2 separate regions of the Homo sapiens genome follow, and region 2 is linked to region 1. Evidence: chromatin contacts called from ENCODE Hi-C or POLR2A ChIA-PET data. All regions are on one chromosome and are shown on one strand. Each heading gives the region's core, a stretch centred on a gene start or an enhancer-like site at or near the end of the contact. The rest is flanking DNA. Distances are from core to core; before and after follow the strand shown.

Region 1 (6,002 bases), core at 187-2,686:
ACAGGTACAGGTGTAGGTGGTTAGGGACCCCGGGCGCTCCCATCTGCTCCCTGCCGCGCCCTCTGCCTTTCAGAGCCTCAATCCTTTCGGAAGATACTTTTCAGTTTTCCACTGGGTTAAATGGTGATAGGAAGAGCAATCATCCGTTAAATGAAACCCAAGGTTGAGACAGCGCTTTGTAAAGCAAAGTGCCCGAAGCATTCGTGAGGGGGAGGAGTGTACAGGTTTATTTTAGAGTCCAGGCTGGAATTTGCATTGCTTTTTGTGGATCCACACCTCCCCCTCTCCCAGCCCAGGAAAAGCACTGCAGTGGCTCTCCTGTTTCACAAAGTGAGTTTAAGGAAAGATGTACCGCAGGGGGTTCATTTGCACTGTGAGAACATCATTCATGCAAGAAATGCTGAGTACCTACTATGTGCTAAACAGCGGGTTGGGCTTTTCATAAGGGATAGAGTTACACAATTGAATGCCAATTCATGAGATATGAAATACATTCAACTGTTTCTTAGGGTCAGATTAGGACACAAATGCTAAACAGTCTTCCTGCGCCTCCCCCTGGAGAGGAAATGAAATAGAAAATGAAATTGTGCCAGTAAACCGCTTAGCCGGGTGCCTGGGACATGGCAAACCAGTCCTGAAATAAATAACTGTTTTATTAATAGCAATCTTAGCTAATTAAAATAGATAGCGTTTATTGAGCGTTGGGTATCAGGCACGGTCCTAATTCTTTTAGATGTCTTTAGTTCGTTTCACTCTCCCCCAAACAATAGGGTGGTATTGATCACCTCCGAGCAGGTGAAATTGAGGCACAGAGAAATCCTAGTAGCTGGTAGAAGAACACGCAGTGTGGTCAAGCTAGCAAGGTGTTTGGTCCACTGCTATATCTACAAAACCCCTAACAATGCCTGGTGTATAGATGCTCAGTATGCATTTGTGGGATCAGTGATTCCGATGCCTGCTTCTTATAAAGTTTTTATTTAGAAATAATTACAGGTAAGGAGTTGCAAAAACAGTATAGTGGTCGCGAGTGTCCTTTTTCCCTCGGCTTCTCCCAGGGGTATCGTCTTACGTAACAATGTCCAAACAGGGAAATTGACTTGGGTATAATCCACAGACTCTATTCACCTTGTAAATTGGTTTTAATAGAAGTACTGGACAACTTGTAAGCTAATATCGTTGCTATGGTTCTCGTTCTCAGCTAAAACGGCGCTCTTTACTTTGTGCACCTGAACACTGCACACCGAGGGCGACCACCGCCCCCGAGATGCCCAGCTTCTATTCTAGAGCGCCGCGCCGGCGCCGAATGGGTTAACGGGCGGGGGGACACGCCTCCGTGCGCTTGCGCGGCGTCCCTTCGCCCCGCCTTCGCAGCGCAGTCACATGACCCGCCCAACCGGCGTCCGCCTATAAAAAGCTGAGTGTTGACGTCAGCGTTCTCTTCCGCCGTCGTCGCCGCCATCCTCGGCGCGACTCGCTTCTTTCGGTTCTACCTGGGAGAATCCACCGCCATCCGCCACCATGGTGAGTAACCCTGCCTCGCTGGTGCCCCGGAGCGGCGGCGGGGCCTCCGCGGGGCCTACGCTGCCTAGCCTGGGACGCTGGGGCCCCCCGTGCCAGGAGGAGACGTAGCGGCGGCGGGGCCGGAGGACCCGGGGCTGGGGAAGCGGCCGCCGCCATGTCTGTGCGCCGCGCTGTTCACCGAGCCCTTTCTCCGTTTCCGAGGGCGCCATAACCTTGCCCAGACCTGGTTGGAGCTGGGTTGTTAGCGGGGATGGGGGTGGGGAATGATGATGTGGCAGGCGTAGTAATGGCGGGCACCGCGGTGGAAGCGGGGAGACAGGGAGGCGCCTTATGTAACCCGCGGGCCGCGAGTTTGAGATCGATTTTCTGCCGGGGGACTAGGGGCGGCAGGGAATGGCAGAACGAGCAAAGCGACACCTGAAAGGCTCCCCTTTTCCTTCCAAATACCTTCTCCTGATGCTGTTAATCGTCGACCTTAGGCACTTGTCCTTCCTATGACTCCCAGATGTACAAAGACTCTTATTGAGACACGAGGTGTAGGCTTGTGGCAGTTAGGGCCGTTCCGGCTCCCCGTTATTTCCTGGGGTGGGTGGCCTTGTCTGATCCCGTTTGCCAAGGGGTGACCTTGCATTTTATGATGAAGCTTCTTGCTCGGGGAAGTTTGGGTGGCCCGGTGACAACGTGGAGGGGGCTTTAGGAGAGGATTCATCCCTTACGTGTTTGGCCCCAAATGAGACTTTAGTATTTGTACCTGGTATCAAGGAAATCTGTTGACACTCAGTTTTATTCCTGAGCACTTTTATTTCTGGGTTGTCAATCATGAATGACACCTATTAACGGTGGTTCCTTGGAGATTGCGGGGTGGCTCTTAAGGGGTGTTAGGCTGGCAAGATTCGGTGGGCTTGGGGCACCCCAGCACCAACCCCCTCCTGGCCTTGGGCATGCTGGTTCGTTTGGACTGAACGCTCCGTGCCATGCTGTGTTCCTGGAAATCACGAGCTGGTCTGAGCCTCCTTGTCTTGCCCAGGTGAACTTCACGGTAGACCAGATCCGCGCCATCATGGACAAGAAGGCCAACATCCGCAACATGTCTGTCATCGCCCACGTGGACCATGGCAAGTCCACGCTGACAGACTCCCTGGTGTGCAAGGCGGGCATCATCGCCTCGGCCCGGGCCGGGGAGACACGCTTCACTGATACCCGGAAGGACGAGCAGGAGCGTTGCATCACCATCAAGTCAACGTGAGCTCCCTGTGCCCTCTGTACCCAGGCAGGGAGGTGCTGGCCTGGCAGCTGGAGGCCACTGGGCCAGGGTGCGCGGGGAGAGACTTGGCAACGTCTCTTTCCCCTGGTTTCTTAATTCATGGGAGAATGAGTGAGGTTCAGTCCAGCGAGACAGGATGGAGAGGCACAGGGATTCGGGGTACTGCGAGCTGGAAGGTTTTCTTGAGGAGGGGGCTTAACTCCGTGGTTCTCCCTCCCTGGGGGACTTGCCCCCACTCCTACAATATCTGGAGAGGTTTGGCTGTCACACCTGGGAGGGGAGGGTGTTCTAGTGCTTGGGACGCTGGGAAGCTCCTGTGTTGCACTGGATGATGTTCATTCCATGTCAGTTTCTGGCCCCGATATGAGTAGGGGGAGCGCAGAGTACGGTGACCCCAACTGCTTTTTGTCCTGGGTTGGTACATTGGTGAGGGACTCTGGCTAAGGCTCTTCATTTCCCCTGGAGCAGGGGCAGAAGTGAGGAGGGGAGGGTCGGAGTCTCTGGAGGCTTTTGCCGTCCTGCTGGGTCTTTTAGTTGCTACTTTGAGTCAGGTGTGATGAATCTTGGGACCAAGTCGGTGGGGCAGGATGTCTGGTCAGGAGGGCTCTGAGGATCTGGCTATGGGGCTGGTACCAGGAGTTCCCTGTCATGGGGGTGGCATGTCTCGGACAGAGGCAAAGGACAAGGGTGGGTTGGCTCTTGTGGGAGCCTCTCCAGGGATGAGTCATGGAGGGAGGAGCAGCCTGGCTTCTGACAGCATCCCAGACTCCCTGGGCCAGGTGTGTGGCTCCTGTCCCCCTGACGAGTCCCTCCCTCCATCAGTGCCATCTCCCTCTTCTACGAGCTCTCGGAGAATGACTTGAACTTCATCAAGCAGAGCAAGGACGGTGCCGGCTTCCTCATCAACCTCATTGACTCCCCCGGGCATGTCGACTTCTCCTCGGAGGTGACTGCTGCCCTCCGAGTCACCGATGGCGCATTGGTGGTGGTGGACTGCGTGTCAGGTAAGCAGTGGGTCCCCCTGAGGCACGGCCTGGAACCGGGGGCCATCCTTGCTTGAGGATGACAGCGCCGCCCTGTCCCCCGTGTCCCCAGGCGTGTGCGTGCAGACGGAGACAGTGCTGCGGCAGGCCATTGCCGAGCGCATCAAGCCTGTGCTGATGATGAACAAGATGGACCGCGCCCTGCTGGAGCTGCAGCTGGAGCCCGAGGAGCTCTACCAGACTTTCCAGCGCATCGTGGAGAACGTGAACGTCATCATCTCCACCTACGGCGAGGGCGAGAGCGGCCCCATGGGCAACATCATGGTACGGCCCTCCCTAGCTGGGTGGTGGGCTTGCCGCAGCGGGATCTGCAGGAGCCGGTGGGGAGTGGAGTTGAGCTGAGGGGGACTGGAAGTGTGTTTTTGCCAGGAATGTTGGGTGACAGAGAAGGGGGCTGGAATGTTTTCATCCGACTTGACCCAGCCCTTGATCTTTGGGCAGCTGGAAGAGACGAGCTCAGGGAACGCTGCCCTGGGTGGTGGAGGGGCTGGCCCCCCTATTCGTGATGACTGATCATTTCTTCACTTTGACCAGATGTCTACTGAAGAAAGCCTGCGTCTGAGGCCCATGCCCAAGGCGCCCAGCCCGTAGCTTCAGGCTCTGCGCAGGGGCCCTCACGGCTGCTTCTCGTTTCTCACACTTCCAGATCGATCCTGTCCTCGGTACCGTGGGCTTTGGGTCTGGCCTCCACGGGTGGGCCTTCACCCTGAAGCAGTTTGCCGAGATGTATGTGGCCAAGTTCGCCGCCAAGGGGGAGGGCCAGTTGGGGCCTGCCGAGCGGGCCAAGAAAGTAGAGGACATGATGAAGAAGCTGTGGGGTGACAGGTGAGCCCCGCGGGATATGGTGGGGGATTCCTGACACCTGGGGGTAGTGGCAGCGACGTAGGGGCGTGGTGTGCTATTCACAGCGTGGCTCAAGCCCACCAGGTCTTGCCCAAGCATGTCCCCTTGGCGACCACCCTCCCCAAGTCATCCCCTGGAGACCCTAACTTGATTTGGCTTGGCCTCTCCTTGCCAGGTACTTTGACCCAGCCAACGGCAAGTTCAGCAAGTCAGCCACCAGCCCCGAAGGGAAGAAGCTGCCACGCACCTTCTGCCAGCTGATCCTGGACCCCATCTTCAAGGTGAGTGAGGGCTGCGCCAGGCACCCCGCCGATGCGACTATTGGCCCTCGGCCCTGTGGGCTCCGGCCGGTAGCCTGTCGGCTGACTGGGCCCGTCTCCTTGTGGGGCAGATGCGAGATGGGAGGAGGCACAGCTCCTAACTGAGGTGGAGTCAGGGCTCCTCTCTTAAGATCTGGACTGCATAGCCAGAGCCTTGGGACCTCTCCTGCATTGAGGGGGTTGAATAACTTGTGGCTTTGGCGGTTCAGTGCTTGTAAGTCAGAACTTGGGTCCTTGTCTGAGTCAGAGTGGGCTTTTTCCTCTGCTCCACCACGAGGTTTCCTCCAGCTCCCGATCCGCTCAGCTGGCTGGGCCCGTGGTAGGCAGGCCAGGCCTGCTCCTGCTCCCGTGCTGCGTCCCCCTGCGCTGACCTGAGTCTTCCAAGCAGGAAGCAGTGCCAGGCTTCCTCCTGCTGTTCCCAAATGGGCTTTCTTGTTTCTTGGTGGGGAATGTAGGTGTTTGATGCGATCATGAATTTCAAGAAAGAGGAGACAGCAAAACTGATAGAGAAACTGGACATCAAACTGGACAGCGAGGACAAGGACAAAGAAGGCAAACCCCTGCTGAAGGTGCGGCCTGGGCCCAGCCCTCGGGGTGGAGGGAACACAGGCTGCTGTTTCCGGATGCTCTGACAGCCCAGGCCTGGGGGCTGAAGTCCTCAGCTGGGCAGGGACAGCTGCTGCCCCTTTCGCTTTAGACTCTGGGTGCTGCTGGAGACACATCCCAGCAGCCAGCCCCATCCGGGACAGGTGTGGGTGAGGGCCTTGGCAGGAGTGTGCATGGCCTTTGCCGCCTTCCAGAAGGGACTGTGCTTTGGAGAACGTTAGTCCTGACTTTGGCTTCCTTGGCTTCAAGAGAGGAAGCGTGTACGGGGTGGGGCCATCCTGGGCTCCCCAGGTGTCTCATGCACCGCTCTCTGCCCCCGCAGGCTGTGATGCGCCGCTGGCTGCCTGCCGGAGACGCCTTGTTGCAGATGATCACCATCCACCTGCCCTCCCCTGTGACGGCCCA
Region 2 (6,286 bases), core at 3,039-5,538, 530 kb before region 1:
GAGTTGGAGGCTGCAGTGAGCCATGATCTTGCCCCTGCGCTCTCGCCTGGGTGACAGAGCAAGACTCTATCTCAAAAATGTTTTTAAAAAATACTTCCTAGGGAAACACACATTTTGCCCTATTTGGAACTTTGAAAAGTGAGCCCTCCTCTGCCCATGGGCCGTGCTGCTCAGCCTGCCATACTCGCTTGCTTTGCTGTTTGGGATTTGCCTCCAGAATAAAGGTCCTTTTTGTTGTTGAAAGGCCCACGTGTGTGTTCCAGCCAGGGTGAGTCTCAGTCCCAGGGGGCTGGGGGCCACGGAGGTGTGTCACTGCTGAGACATGGAGAAGGGGGTGTGTAGAGCCAGAGTTCAAGATCTAGAAGAATGGTGCTTCTCTGACCTGCCTGTCATCCTGTCTGGGATCCACCGTTACTGCCCAGCCCATGTGGGGTAAGCATTACCACTTAAAATTAGCCGGGCACCATGGCTCATATCGGTAATCCCAGCACTTTGGGAGGCTGAGGTGGGAGGATTTCATGAGCCCGGGAGTTTTGACACCAGCCTGGGCAACATAGGAGACCTTGTCTCTACGAAAAATTTTAAAATGACACATGGTACGAGCCTGTGCCCCAGCTACTCGGGAGGCTGAGGCAGCAGGATCGCTTGAGCCTAGGAAGTTGAGGTTGCAGTGAGCTTGGATCAGTAACCACTCCACTCCAGCCTGGGCAACAGAGTGAGACCCTGTCTCTAAAAATAAACAACAGCATTGCCCCTTTGGCCGCATGGAAGCTGTTCTCATCTTGGTACAGGTGAATTTCATGGAATTGCAGGGAGCAGAAAAGATGGGGAAGGAGTCAGATGGGGCAGCTCTCTCTCTACCTCCTGGTCCTGCAGGAGCTGGTCTTGCTGTGGTCTCTCCAGCTGCACTGGCCAGGATGGGAAGACAGAGGCAGGGCAAGGGCCATAGGCTGGTCTCGGGGGTTTCCTCCTGTCCTCTGACCGCATTCCTGGCTGCTCTTCCGACTCCCCTGGGGCTGGGCGGGGTGTTGGGAAACCACAGCTTGGTATGGTGAGGTCAGGGTGGCCCCTGACTTCCCTGGGACATAGTCCAGAGGGCAGCTCTGGGATCTCCGACCACTTCCACCAGCCAAATCTACCTCCCTGCTCCTGTTCTGGAATCTCCCACAGGTCCCCACTGCCCACAGACCAAACTCTTCACCTTCCAGCTTCCTCCTCCAGCCTGACCTGGATACTTTGCTCTCTTACCATTGAAGTGGGCACATTCCCACCTCCGGGCCTTTGCTGAGGCTGTGCGGCCACCTTGGAATACTCTTCCCACCCCCCATCCGTCCCTCGGACACATCTCATACATCCTCAAGGCCCAGCCTCAATGCCTCCTCCTCCAGGAAGGCTTCCAGGACTCCATCCCAGCCGGATACTTCCCTCCTCCGGTCCTCCACAGGCCACCTTCTCAAGGTTTCTTGCCCTTTCCACCTTGACTTTATAGCCACAGGCAGCCTTGCTCTCTCTTCCCACATGAGGCTGGGGGCTCCTGGCAGGGCCAGGCCTGTTGAGGATGATCAGAACAGCACATAGGGGTAGGCATTTTGGCAGAGGGAACAGCTTAGGGAAAGGCACAGCAGTAGGGAAATCAGTTTCACTGCAGCAGAGGTGAGGAAAAGAGAATGGGTTGAGCTAAGCCCTGGGATTTTTCTTTTCTTTTCTTTTCTTTGGGGGGGTGGGGAAGGAGTCTCACTCTGTCACCCAGGCTGGAGTGCAGTGGCGCGATCTTGGCTCACTGCAACCTCCACCTCCCAGGTTCAAGTGATTCTCCTGCCTCAGCCTCCCGAGTAGCTGGGATTACAGGCGTGCGCCACCACACACAGCTGATTTTTGTATTTTTAGTAGAGATAGGGTTTTGCCATGTTGGCCAGGCTGGTCTCGAACCCTGACCTCAGGTGATCCACCTGCCTCGGCCTCCCAAGATGCTGGGATTACAGGCATGAGTCACCGCGCCTGGCCCATTAATTCATTTAATTTTTATTTAAAGATATATTTTGGGCAGCCGGGCACAGTGGCTCATGCCTGTAACCCCAGCGCTTTGGGAGGCCGAGGCAGGTGGATCACGAGGTCAGGAGATCGAGACCATCCTGCCTAGCACAGTGAAACCCTGTCTCTACTAAAAATACAAAAAATTAGCTGGGTGTGGTGGCGAGTGCCTGTAGTCCCAGCTACTCGGGAGGCTGAGGCAGGAGAATGGCATGAACCCGGGAGGCAGAGCTTGCAGTGAGCCGAGATCGCACCACTGTACTCCAGCCTGGGCGACAGAGCGCGACCCCGCCTCAACAGAAATATATATATATAAAATATATTTTTTTTATTTATTTTTTTTTTTTTTTCTTTTGTTCTTTTGAGGCGGGGTGGCGCTCTGTCGCCCAGGCTGGTCTCAAACTCCTGTGCTCAAGCCAATCCTCCTGCCTCGGTCTCCCTAAATGCTGGGGTTACAGGGTGAGCCATGGCACCTGGCCTGAGGTATATATTTTTTAAAGGGAGAGGAGATCCAGGAATGCCTCTTTGAGGAAGTGATATTTGAGGAAAGACCTGGAAGGAGGTGAGGGATGTGGGAAAGGGTGCTGGAGGCAAAAGCAACAACCCACACGAAAGCCCTGAGGAAGGGTGTGCGGGGCTAAGCAGGCACAGTCACGTGTGTCTTTGAGGGACTCTGTCCTGGCATGTTATGGGAACAGTGAAAAGGCCCGTGTGGCTGGAGCAGAGTGAAGAGAAGAAGGAGAGGAAGGTGGGGAGCAGACGAGGCAGGTTATGCAGGGCCTACCGGGCTGCAGGAAGGGGACTTGGGCTTTGACCCTGGGCTCCCACCCCGGAGAAGGTGGGAGCCATGGAGGGTGCTGGGCAGAGGAGGGGTAGATCCTGGCTGGGATGTTTATGATCACTTTTTAATTTTTTCTCTCCACACACTGGGCTGTGGCTGCCCTTTGGGAAGGGGAGGGGCACCCAGAGCTCTCCCAGCCACCCTTGGGAAGCACTGGCTGGTAGAAGAGGTTGGGGGACACCCCCCCTTCTGTTCCCCCACTGTTTGGCAAACACAGTGTCGGCTCCAAGGAGACAGACGGCCTGGGAATCATCAGATCCTGTGGCTGTACCCTCCCTCCTCCCAGCCCAGTGCCCAGAGCCACCCATGGGGTCTGCCCTCTCACCCCCAATAACACAGGGCTAGGAACCCTGTCTCAGGGGCAGGTAGGAGGGGGACACAGCCCAGGGTGGGCGTTACGGCCATTCCTCTGCCCACCCACCCACAGACAGCCCAGCACATAGGCTGGGCTCAGCACGAAGGTCCTGGGTCTGGGTTTGAATCCCGTCCTCACCACTTCCTGGAACAGGAGGGTCTGGGTTTGAATCCCATCCTCACCACTTCTGGAACAGGACGCCTCCTCCAGGGAGCCTCCCTGGGTTGGCCCAAGCCCCCCAGGCTGGGTTTCCACTCCTAGGGTGCCCCCAGCTTGGCTGGTGCTCCATCTTGGTCTGCGTTTTGGCCCAAGTCCCTTCCGGAGAGTGATGGGCTCCCCTCCACACTGAGGACACCCCCTGCTCCTTGCCGAGACCCCGAGACCCCGCTTCTGCCTGGGTAACGCGAAGGCAGCATTTGTTCAGTGCATGACCTCATCTCACAGAGGCTCACAACCACTCTCTGTGTTGCTCCATTGAGCCAAACGTGTATTAAGCGCCAAATGTATGCCAGGCACTGTTCTGTGGGCGGAAGAGGGTGCCCTGTGGGAACCTGCAGGGAAGGTGTTCCAGGCAGAGGGCACAGCCCGTGCAGAGGCCCTAAGGCAGGACCGTGCCAGGTGCGCTGGAGGCATAGCGAGGAGGCCTGTGTGGCTGGGATGAAGCAAGCGAAGGAGGAAGCTGGGGGAGATGAGAGCAGAGAAGAAGCTGGATGTTACGGGACGTGGTGCGGAGTACGAGAGAGAAACCTGAAGCAAAAAGATGGTAACTGGCCAAGGCATCCTGGTGCAGCAGAGATTTGAACTACACCCACCTCGTGGATGGAACTGGAGGCTCAGGGGCCCGGGAGGGGAGCCCATCTGGCCTGTGAGCCACTCAGCCTGATGCAAGCTGTGGGCAGGAAACAGGGGAAAGGTGCTGGGCCTGGGCCCATGCTGGGCTGGGCAGGTAGCCATGTGACCGTCCAGGCCACCTCCCCCGGGCCCATTGGCCGCCTGCCGCTGCTGGCTGGGCCTGCGCCTGCCCCGGACCCTATAAGGCCAGGGAGCTGAGGGTAGAGCCAGCTGCCAGCCGGGCCGGTCCGTCCTCCAGGGGACCCCGCGCAGTCCAGGTGAGCGGGGCCGCGTCTGCTTCGGTGACACCAGGGTGAGGCCAGGCCTGCAGGTGGGTGTCGGGCTGCTCAGGCTTTCAGTGGGGAGTGGGTGTGGGATGGGAGGCTAGGGAACCCCCATTCACGCACCTTCTCTGCCCCCTTCCAGCTTCTCACGTTCTCACTATGTCTGCTCCAGACGAAGGGAGACGGGATCCCCCCAAACCGAAGGGCAAGGTAAAGAGGGGAAATGGGGCAGATTCTTGCTGGGGCCTGGAGATGCCCCAGAGCCGGGGAAGGTGACCTCCACAGTCCTGGGGTCTCGAATCTGGAGAGGTGCTTCCCTGGTGGGCTGGTGGGGGCGGTCTGGGAGCCATGATGCCAATCCCTTCCTTTCTGACCCAAGCTGGAGGCGGGGGACCCACGCAGACCTCGACACCTTCCCCAGCAAGTGACCTTGGGCCGGCCTCAGCTCCGCCCCTCTCTGAGCCTCAGTTTCCCCATCTGTGCAGTGGGGATCCTGGAAGGAAAAGGTCTTTGGAGATCGGGTAGACGATCTTTTCCTCTGTGCATGGGAGGCAGGCTGAGTCTGCCCATTGCCCAGGTGTGGAAATTGAGGCTGAGTGGCTGAAACACTTTCCTGAGGTCACCCAGGAGCAAGGGGCCGGGGCGGCATTGGGCTGATCAATCGATGCTTCCTCTGACCCGTTCCTGCCGAGGCTTGGCCTGCTCATCCTGCACACCCCCCGCCCCCATGCAGACCCTGGGCAGCTTCTTTGGGTCCCTGCCTGGCTTCAGCTCTGCCCGGAACCTGGTGGCCAACGCACATAGCTCGGCGAGAGCCCGGCCGGCCGCTGACCCCACAGGAGCGCCTGCTGCCGAGGCTGCCCAACCACAGGCTCAGGGTGAGTGGCTGGCCCAGCTGGGGGCGTGGGGGGACTCTACACATGGACCTGGGAGAAGGAGCTCCCCGGGCAGGGACTTCCAGCCATTTGGGGAGTCCTCCATATTTGTCTGTGTGCTCTCATCAGACACTAGGACATCTTGTGGTGGATGGGGAAACTGAGGCATAAATATGGGGGGTGAGTGGCCGAAGGTGGCTTTCAACCCAGCCTGTCTCCCTGCAATGCCCCCCCACTCAGTCCCTCGGCCGTTCCCCCACCCTGCACTCCGTTTCTGATGCACCATGGCCCAGGCTGGGTGCTCTGCCCATCTGAGCTCATCAGAGTGAGATCCAGACTCCCAGGGAGGAGCAACAGCTCCCCTGGGGTCACACAGCCCAGGGGCTCCCCAGCCTCCTGTGGCTCAGCTTGGGCGATCAGGGACGGTGACAGGGAACCCAGGGTTGGGGCAGCCGCCTGAGCTGGGCCTCCCTCTGGGCCCAGAGCCCCAGGCAGCTGACTTCTGCTCCACATGCCTTGGCCTGGCAATAGGCAGCAGGCAGCTGCGGTGGGGGCGGGGCGGGCTGGGCAAGGGGCTGTTCCCCCATGCCAGGCTATATGAACCCCGGGACTCAGGGTGGGTGTCCACCCAGCAGAGGAAGTTCCACAGAGCCCTACTTCAGGGAACAGCGGCCCTGGGCTTGGGGGGAGCCCCCAGCGGGGTTGGGGGGTGACCAGGTCTGGCTGGTAGCCGTGGATGTCACCTCCTGCTGTCCCTGGCGGGGTAGCTGAAACATTCCTGACCTTTTAGGCTGTGCCTGGCTATTGTGCAATGGGCAGCCGGGTAGATGGTTCTAACTGCATCCCTCACTCTCCCTGACCGGCCCCTGTCCCCACAGTGGCTGCCCACCCAGAGCAGACGGCCCCATGGACGGAGAAGGAGCTGCAACCTTCGGAAAAGGTGAGAGGATGTGCAGGGCAGGGTCTGATGTGGCAGGAGCCCTGGGGGTGCCCCCTCCTGCGACATTTCAGTTCCTGCTATCTGGGGGGCTGCTCCCTCCTGGGACATTTCAGTTCCTGCTATCTGGGG

What was found. A loop is a pair of places that touch in the nucleus more often than their neighbours do. ChIA-PET counts read pairs that join two places held with the same protein, here RNA polymerase II (POLR2A).
Region 2: a map of sigmoid colon shows a loop between it and region 1 (2.6-fold over the local background). The contact joins the promoter of PLIN4 here to the promoter of EEF2 in region 1. A Hi-C loop is called at or near these places in 1 of 168 maps with a recorded cell type or tissue (sigmoid colon). POLR2A ChIA-PET finds 5 or more read pairs at or near these places in 2 of 52 experiments (H1 and activated T-cell).

Annotation. Positions count from the first base shown.
Region 1 is chr19:3,980,897-3,986,898 of GRCh38, reverse strand. It overlaps EEF2 (eukaryotic translation elongation factor 2), which reads left to right and starts at 1,436. Exons shown (of 15, transcript NM_001961.4): 1 at 1,436-1,521; 2 at 2,549-2,763; 3 at 3,608-3,789; 4 at 3,881-4,092; 5 at 4,475-4,653; 6 at 4,847-4,952; 7 at 5,447-5,560; 8 at 5,920-6,002. The coding sequence starts at 1,519. It overlaps SNORD37 (small nucleolar RNA, C/D box 37), which reads left to right and starts at 4,327; the gene lies at 4,327-4,392. RefSeq lists enhancers at 1,201-1,250, 2,506-2,725, 2,019-2,870, 4,575-5,426 and a silencer at 1,531-1,640.
Region 2 is chr19:4,516,488-4,522,773 of GRCh38, reverse strand. It overlaps PLIN4 (perilipin 4), which reads left to right and starts at 4,288. Exons shown (of 8, transcript NM_001367868.2): 1 at 4,288-4,389; 2 at 4,485-4,552; 3 at 5,076-5,220; 4 at 6,096-6,157. The coding sequence starts at 4,502. It overlaps PLIN5 (perilipin 5), which reads left to right. Exons shown (of 8, transcript NM_001013706.3): 8 at 1-243.